Regions from separate parts of the Homo sapiens genome. Here regions 2 and 3 are each linked to region 1. A link is a contact called in ENCODE Hi-C or POLR2A ChIA-PET data. All regions are on one chromosome and are shown on one strand. Each heading gives the region's core, a stretch centred on a gene start or an enhancer-like site at or near the end of the contact. The rest is flanking DNA. Distances are from core to core; before and after follow the strand shown.

Region 1 (2,969 bases), core at 234-2,733:
CACTGGCCTTTCTGCTTTTCCACTGAAAGTGAAGCAGCCCATGGCCCTCGCCAGAGCTCAGCAGATGTCAGTGCCATGCTGTCGGACTTTCCCGCTAACAGAACTGTGAACTAAATAAACCTCTTTCTTGTATAAATTACCCAGTCTCAGGAATTCTGTTATGGCAACACCGAATGGATGAAGGCAGAAACGAATGCAACAGCCATGGCAGATTATCTGGGGGAGCCTCTTACATCCAGCTCTCCCTCCCCTCCTCTCCACTACCACTTTGTGCTGCCCTAAGTACTCTGGTCACCCACATGTAATAGACATCCTCTCCCCTGCACATGGCTTTGCTTTGGGGAGAGGTATGGAAGCTGATCTCAAGCTTGATAGCGGTTGCTTTGGCCTCACCTTTATTCTTCTGTTACAATCAATAGGAGGTTGAGATTTACCATGTTTTCAGTGTCTGTATAGGTTTTGATGTTTTAATTGCAAAACAAAACAAAACAAAAAACTGACAACCTAGAAACCAGTCAACTTGGCTTAAAGAAACGAAAAAAAAAAAAAAAGAAAAAGGGCATAAATTCTAAGAACCCAGAAACATCTTACAAAATATAAAGGCACTAATGTAACTGTGCCTGTGGAGGGGATTAGAGCCAGAAACTGGAAGCCTTCTGTGACTCATTCTTCTCTTTTTTCTTTTAGAGGACTGGAGTTTTCTGCTGCTGCTCTGATTCACATCTCCCATATTTATGTCTCATATTTCCAGCCGCATAGAGGCTGACTTGGTTCAAGTTCAAGTTCCAAATTGCCCAAAGAAGAAAATCTGATTGGATCAGCTTGAGTCAGGTGTCCGCACCTAATCCAATCAATTGTGTTTATGGTGGTGGAGGGAGCACACAGGACCAGGATGGTTGCTGGGAGCCCACCCCTATGGAAAGGGAGATTTTAAAATATGAAGGGCAGAGGTTATTGTAGGGTTCATTCCCCAAGAAAAAAGGTGTGTTCTGGGTTGGATGCCTTCTGGGCTGAGGCTGGGGTAGGAATTGTGGCTCTAGGCCAGCCCCTGGCTCTCACCTCACAGTCAGGGCCTGCAGGGACTCACAGGTGGCCTTCACCAGAACTTACCATCTGGGTGTGCAACAGAAAGAGTAATGGGAGAATTCACTCTACCCTAGTTAAACCTGCAAATCAAACCTCCCACTTCACTAAATGATGTGTGTTCGTGTTATGTAATCTGTGGGTAATAATAGCTAACATTTACTGGACACCTACAACAGGCCAGTTGCTAAGTGTTCAGAACATTTTTCTAATGCTCATAATTCCACAAGATTGATTTTGTTATTCACTGTCATCTCTGCCCCCGCATCTTCCCCATTAACACACGTCCTAATCTCAAGCCACAATGTAAAATGACTATGATCTTCAACTTTCTGCTACGTAGTTGGTTTTTAACAGGTGATGCAGGAACATGGTTCAGGTATATGTAAGTCTCCTTCCCATCTCTGTGTTTCAACCACATCCTTCCTCCCCTAAAGGCAACCACTGTTGCTGGTTTCTTACATATACAAGCATAAATGTGTGTATCCTTTTGTTTTTCTGGAAGTGATAGATGACTTTTCACATTATTATAAAAATTGTAACACTGTGTCTTGGTGGTGGTTAGCACAGAGAGCAAATCTTTGAATGGCTTCTGCTGAAATATTGTAAGGAAATGTCATTATCTGTGAAACTACCACCTTATTGATGATAACTGAGGTTACTTCCACTCTTTTGCTAATATAAGCAAAGCTGCAGGAATATCTCTGTGGCTACAACTTTATGCACATGTGCCAACATATCTATAGAATAAATTCTCCAAAGTAGAATATCAGGGTAAAAGAGTGCATGTGCTAGGGCTGGGCGCGGTGGCTCACACCTGTGATCCCAGCACTTTGGAAGGCCCAGGCGGGTGGATCACGAGGTCGGGAGATTGAGATCATCCTGGTTAACACGGTGAAACCCCGTCTCTACTAAAAATATAAAAAATTAGCTGGGAATGGGTGGCAGGCGCCTGTAGTCCCAGCTACTCCAGAGGCTGAAGCAGGAGAATGGCGTGAACCCGGGAGGCGGAGCTTGCAGTGAGCCGAGATCGCTTCACTGTACTCCAGCTTGGTGAACAGAGAAAGACTCCATCTCAAAAAAAAAAAAAAAAAAAAAAAAATACATGTGCTATACATTTTTATATGAGTATTCAGTTGCTCTGCACTGAATCAATTTATAAGCCTAGCAACAATTCAAGTGAATAGCTGTTTCTACTCTCCCAATAGTGCTCCATTCAAGGATTTGATATTTGATAATTTGCAATATAAGAAATGTAGTTTATTTGCTTTCTTTTAAATGTCATTTTAAGTGTTTTAAATCCTTTTGGATTGTGTATGTGTCGGGGGAGTGTGTGCCACAGAGAAAGACATGTCCATCCAGGTCCTTTGCCCATTTTCCTGTTGTGTTTTTGGCCTTTTTCTAATTGATTTTTGGTGACTGTATATATTTAGAGAATGAGTCCTTTCTTACATGTATTACAAATGGTATCCCAGGTGTGTTGTCATTGTCTGTCTTAATTTTGTGTGTTTCTTGAAGGCAATTTTTAATTTTTGTAGAGTTGTATACATTTTATTCTTTATGGTTCCTGGGATTTTTTTTTTTCTCATACTTAGGTCTTTCCATTTCTAAGATTATAAAATATTTTTCCGTGTTTTTCTAGTGACTTACACCCATCAGGAATTTACTTTGGTCTGATGGATAAATTTAGTAATCCTGCTTTATTTTTTTCCTAAATGGCTACCTAGTTGTCTCAACACCATTTGCTTAACTATGTGTTTTTCACCACTGATACAAAATGCCACCTCTGTCATATTTTACATTCTCATATGTTTTGGAGTCTGCTTCTGGATTTTATTTTTTAAATCAGGCCCATGATGTTTTAATTACTCTAGCTTTATGTTATA
Region 2 (2,969 bases), core at 329-2,828, 340 kb after region 1:
GTCTGAACACCCATCTATTTATCCCGGCAGGAAATGTAAGTTACCAAGACACCCCTCAGGGCTCTGAAAGTGTCTTACCCAGCCACAGAACATCAGGGAGAAAATCCTAGCCATCACTTATCTGTCCACCCTGACTATCTTTAAGATACCCATTATCCCAGGAACATGGTCTTTTCTGGTCCAATTAGGGCATACGACTATTCTGTGGGGCTGGGAGCTCTGTGTCCAGAGCCCACCTGCCCTAGATTTCTCCTTCCTTCTCTGACCTTTTTATTCTAGGTGAAGTCTCTCCCTCTTCTTTCTAAATACCTTCAAATGCACCCCTCAGCTGAAGATCATTTGGTTTAGGCTTTTACAAAAGACAGGAGATACAATTGCCTTCAAATTGTTCCTGCTTTCTGCCCTATGAAAATCCCTGAAGCAGGAAATATCAAGAGTCCAGCTACTTGCCTGACACACATGGGAAAGGGAAAGATTCAGCAAGTCACGCCCAAGTTAATATTTCAGAAGAGTGTCCAGACTATTCTCTATACAAGGAACTTGTACCTATCTCTTCATCATCCCCTTCTGACCTTGCTGCAGAGAGAAAAGGCCATCATTCTCTCTAGCTCATGCTCCACGACCATCATCAATCAGCTATCTCAAGACCCCACTCTGGTTTTATTTCATTATTTTTCTCCTTTATCTCTATCTCAACTCCCACCATCCCAAGCCACCCACTCTAATATATTCAATACGCACTTCAGTTGTGAGTATTTCATTGAAATGTCTGTGCATTTTAAGCGCTTTTTATTTTTATGTAATTTCAAACATACAACATAGCAGCTAAAGCAGTACAAGGAGCTAACATGTACCCTTTATCCAGAATCACCAATTTCCATTTTGCCTGATGCAATTTATAATTCTCTCTTTCTCTGTCTCTCATACACACACACACACACACACACACACACACACACAAATATAGAAATGTTTTGTTTGAATCTACGTTCAAAGATGTCACAAAAACTTATTTTATGTGTAAAAAATACATATTGCATATATTTTTTCCTGACATGGCCAGCCTTTGTTGTGACTGTAGTTGGACTTTGCTGATCTTTATTGCACTTTTTAAAATATGTTCACTATGTTTATTTTCTTTTTTCATTTTCACAAACATTTATTGTTGCTGTATCTTCCAGACTAGGGCTCAGGGATCTGAGCATCTTTCATTCAGAGTTGTATTGAAATCAACAGACAAATAGCAGAATACTGGAACCAATGAGCATGTCCTGAAAGAGTACAGTTGTCCCTTGATATCCACAGGGAATTTGTTCCAGGACCCCTGCAGATACCAAAATCTGTGGACACTCAAATTTCTTATACCAAATGGTGGACTATTTGCATATAATGTACATATATCCTTCTCTATACGTTAAGTCATTTCTAGATTACTTATAATTATTAGTCTGTTTTCACACTGCTATAAAGAACTACCTAAGTCTAGGTAATTTATGAAGAAAAGAGGTTTGGTTGACTCATAGTTCTGCAGTCTTGACAGGAAACATGACTGGGAGGCCTCAGGAAATTTACAGTCACAGTAGAAGGTGGAGGGGAAGTAAGCATGTCCTACCATAGTGGAGCAGAAGAGAGAGAGTGAAGCAGGAAGTGCTACACTCAGAAAATTTCTAACAACCAGATCTCATGAGAACTCATTCACTATCATAAGAATAGCAAGGGGCATGTCTGCCCCCATGATTCAGTCACCTCCCACCAGGCCCCTCCTCCAACACATGGGGATTACAATTCAAGATGAGATTTGGGTGGGGATACAGAGACAAACCATATCAATACCTAATACAATATGAAAGCTATAACAATAATTGTTTTACTGTATTTTTTTTTAACTTGCACTGGGCTTAGTGGCTCATGCCTGTAATCCCAGGACTTTGGGAGGCTGAGGCAGGAAGATGGCTTGAGGCCAAAAGTTCAAGACCAGCCTGGGCAACATGGCAAGACTCTGTTACCGCAAAAAGTTAAAAATTTAAAAATTAGCTGGGTGTGGTGCCACGGGCCTGTGGTTCCAGCTGCTTGGGAGGATCGCTTGAGCCCAGGAGGTCATGTTCACACCAGTGCATTCCAATTTGGGTGATAGAACAAGATACTGTCTCAAAAAAACAAACAAACAAACAAAAACGTATGTTTATGGTCATATTGTTATTTTTTTTTCTAAATATTTTCAATCTGAAGTTGGTTGAATCTGAGGATGCAGGCCCACAGATATGGAGGGCCACCTATACAGGGTTAAAGCCAGGATAAGCCACAAAACAAAACAAAAGCAGAACATGGAAAAAAAAAAGTCTCCAACCCAAATGAGTCAAATGAAAAGTTGGAACCAGATTTAGAGATAAAGCAATCACAGAAATGGATATGTGTCATAATAATAAAGATAAACATAAATGAATCATCTGTTTTGGATGCCTACTATACGCCTGGCACTTTCTATCCTTGTACTAAACCCTGTAAGTTGAATATTTTTGTCTTCCTTTTGCAGATGAGGAAATAGAAGTGCAAAGAAGTTCCACAACTTAACCAAACTAAGAGGCAATGTAGCCACAACTCAGACACAGGTCCATCTGATTCCAAATCTCATTATTTCCCTTCAATTCCATGTTGCACGAGATGGACAAGAAGTATAGGGATGAACATGGAAGAATTCATGTAGCAGAGTTCAGGCACACTGGAGGATTTTTTTGAGATTGCCATAGTTTCTTTGGGGAAATAATTATATTTAAGAGGGGACATCAGAATATATAGTCAGTATGTCTAGGGAGTGTTAAAATGAAATTATTTATATGGAACAGGAAGTAAGGGAGCCCAAAAAAGCTAAGCTAGGCTCTTAGACCTGGAGCCTAAATATCACAGACCTTTAAATCAGACCATTTTGTGTTCTTTTGGCCTAAACCAACCATGGTGATCCTGTTTCCACT
Region 3 (2,969 bases), core at 152-2,651, 320 kb after region 1:
TGTCGTGAGTTCCTGATCTTCACTGAGCTCCTACAGCAGTTATTGTTTGTTGCCAGGTGGTCTATTCTCAGGGCCGTTTGTGTTCTGATGTTTCTCCCTTGTCCTCCAATGAGACTGGATAAACTTTTTGAAGATAGAGTTTATACCTATACAATGTTTATCAAGAACTGGCACAAAAGTCTCTGAAACTCCAGTTGAAGGTATGTTTTCACCCTCTGATGATTATAGGGCAGTCTGGATCCAACCTGCCTAGGTCAAATTCTGTCTCTGCTACTAACTAGCTGCATACTAGCTACTTGGGCAAGATTCCTCCAATTCCTTATCCATAAAATAGGGAACTGTTATGAGCAAAGTCCATGTAATATGCTTAGCACAGTTTCTGGCACCTAATGGTACTTCAAAAGGTGAAATAATAATGTTCATTAAGTGCCAACCATTTCCATACATACTAGTTTAAAATCTTTTAAAGTAGGAATTATTACCTCCATTTTACAGCTAGAAAAATAGTAAATCAGAGAAATGTGGTTTTTTAGTTGCAGATCGATCACAAAGTGAGCAGCAGCACAGGTCTGTGTAACCCCAAAGACTGAGACTCCAGCACAGGTCTGTGTAACCCCAAAGACTGCAGTCTCTGAACCTCTCCACACTGTCTTGAACATTCAGGCCATTAAGACCCTGAACTGGGGAACTCCTAGTCTAGCTCTTTAGTCACTTGGCAAAATTGCCACCAGTGACCCGGATGAAGAGGTTGAAAACAGGCCCCTTCTAGACTTTGATTCTCAGCCATGGGTGTTGACTGCTTTGTGCCTCCTGGGTCCCCCTGATGAAACTCTGTGACTCTGGCTCAGGATGACTGTAAGGCAGGACACAGGAGGTCAGCCCTGTAATTCCATAACTGCTCACTCACTGACTGCTTAGTGAGAAACCATGATGACAGCTGGGATCCTTTCCGTGATGAGTAATTACCCTGTCACACAAATCTATTTAGACCACATCCTTCTGGGGTACAACCACCAGTTGATTTAAAATGCAAACCTTTTGTAGCTCATTGCCATGAGGATGAAATATAGAGTTTACTCAGACTTTTCTTTGTTGGAGTATTTATTGTAAATCATTAGTTACTATGAGTTGCTACCCATACATCAAGCAATTCCTACCTAGCCCTGAGTGCTGAAAGAATTCTCTGTGCTTTTCTAGAAAAGGTACCATTTGTCCAAGAATATAATTACTGTATACTTTTTAAAAATCCCAAGCTCATATATTTGTGTAGAGAAACTCAGGCCCAAGGACACCCAATTAACTGGGAACACTCAGTGTGGTTTTCAATACAGGAACCACAAGTCTTCAGGGATGTTAATGAACATGGATAATAAATGCCTCACCTACTACTCAGGCTTCCAGCCAGGGAGGCGAAGGAGTGACAGGCAAAGCCGTGGCTCCCTGCTCCAAGTCTTGCACTAAACACTTTATATAGGTCTTTAATTCTCCCAATAGCCCCAGTGGGTAGGCATTAGCATCTTCATTTTACAGATGAACAAATTGGGGATCCCCATCTTACACCATGAAGCAGTGGAACCAAAACTCATACTGAAAATAATTGACTTTCCCAAGTCTCTCTGCTATATCACCACACACAAAGAGACTTGCAGCCCCAGCTAGCTTATTTCTGGCTTCTGCTGGTCTGATTCTTCTGTGGGTGGCTTTAGAACAAATAGGATGGCTGAGGTCCCCCATCATCAGGGCTGCCGTTGAACATGAAGGAGGAAAGCTGCTATGTATAGCAAGCATTTTTATCTTGCCACCAACAAAGATCAAGCACACAAAATCTGAATCCCCCCAGGGGTGGGAGAAGGAGTGAGTTTCTATTTCTCCCAGACCATTCTGTCCAGAGCACACAGCAATATGGGCAGACAATTAGTATGAACGGATTTGAGCAAAACAGCAAATCTGATTGATGCTGAAAGCACACCCATGTGGGAGCACACAAAGGGATGGAGAAGAGGGGTGGTCATAGGAAGCGGGGCCTGCTTAAAAATTCTAATCCTCATAAGCTTCTGAGGAAGCTGCTCTTTTCACTGGGCAGGTTTTTAATATTTATTGCTGGGGGCTGTTTTAATCCTAATGAAAATAGCATGTCCCTAGGAAAAGAAATGCTGGAGCTACAATGAATGAATGTGGCTCTGGCATTTAAAATGTCTCACAAGGCTCACAGAGGGTAGAGGTGACCCGGAAGTGAATCATTGACAGGCTTCAGGAAGTACTGCTGCCAGAAGGAAGTTGAGCTCAAAACAGGGTATGTGTGGGCGAGTTCAGGCTGAGTTAACCCCTGAATGGGTCTGAATGGAAGACCCATTTCTGAAGAGGGGCACACTCAGAGTTCATCTGCCAGAGTTTGAATCCTAGCCCTGCCATGTCTAAATCTCAATCTCCCATCTCTAAAATGGAGAAAATGATAATTACAGATTTTGTTGTTTCATTGTGAAGACCAATTGAGACAATGAATGTAAATTACTTACCACAGCTTCCGGCACAGAGTAAGTGCTAAATAGTGAGAGATGCATTATTATTAATATAATTTTTATTATTGTATGGCTTATCCTTAATAGTATTGGCTTTTTTCCCAAAAATATAAGGATGCCAGGTATGAACTAAGAGATAGTAACTAGGAGGGCCTATTGGAAAGAGCCAGAGAAAATTAATGCTGAATCTTCTATTGATAAAATTCTGATTCAAATCTGATTCAAACTGAGAAGGAAATAAGAGCTTCTCTTTTGCAGTGAGGGACACAGGCAAATTAACTATTTATCCAAATACAGTTTCATTGGCAAATAAAATGTGTTGCCTGAGTCCAACCATGTCATCAAGTAAGATCTCAACAGAGCTGAATCTGTGTGTAATTCTGAAGACTGGAGTTTGTCTTGCTCACTCCTAGCTGCTGTTGTACGCCTGTTTTTTCATGAGTGGAATCA

What was found. A loop is a pair of places that touch in the nucleus more often than their neighbours do. ChIA-PET counts read pairs that join two places held with the same protein, here RNA polymerase II (POLR2A). Pooled maps may share reads with other maps.
Region 2: a loop to region 1 is called in a pooled map, with 4 times the contacts of the local background. The contact joins two enhancer-like sites. A Hi-C loop is called at or near these places in 8 of 50 pooled maps. POLR2A ChIA-PET finds 5 or more read pairs at or near these places in 2 of 52 experiments (HEK293 and activated CD4-positive, alpha-beta T cell).
Region 3: a loop to region 1 is called in a pooled map, with 12 times the contacts of the local background. The contact joins two enhancer-like sites. A Hi-C loop is called at or near these places in 1 of 168 maps with a recorded cell type or tissue (naive thymus-derived CD4-positive, alpha-beta T cell), 1 of 37 single-sample maps with no recorded cell type and 9 of 50 pooled maps. POLR2A ChIA-PET finds 5 or more read pairs at or near these places in 2 of 52 experiments (activated CD4-positive, alpha-beta memory T cell and activated naive CD4-positive, alpha-beta T cell).

What each region holds. Positions count from the first base shown.
Region 1 is chr9:20,313,650-20,316,618 of GRCh38, reverse strand. No RefSeq gene overlaps it. Among named protein-coding and RNA genes, the nearest start is that of MIR4473, 96 kb to the left of the region's middle. Within about 2 kb of position 1,483, at least 2 of the 41 ENCODE cell types and tissues checked have a DNase peak (open chromatin) inside an H3K27ac peak, as active enhancers do.
Region 2 is chr9:19,975,105-19,978,073 of GRCh38, reverse strand. It overlaps a transcript of SLC24A2 not described here. Among named protein-coding and RNA genes, the nearest start is that of SLC24A2, 190 kb to the right of the region's middle. Within about 2 kb of position 1,578, at least 2 of the 41 ENCODE cell types and tissues checked have a DNase peak (open chromatin) inside an H3K27ac peak, as active enhancers do.
Region 3 is chr9:19,997,648-20,000,616 of GRCh38, reverse strand. It overlaps a transcript of SLC24A2 not described here. Among named protein-coding and RNA genes, the nearest start is that of SLC24A2, 210 kb to the right of the region's middle. RefSeq lists an enhancer at 118-1,317. Within about 2 kb of position 1,401, at least 4 of the 41 ENCODE cell types and tissues checked have a DNase peak (open chromatin) inside an H3K27ac peak, as active enhancers do.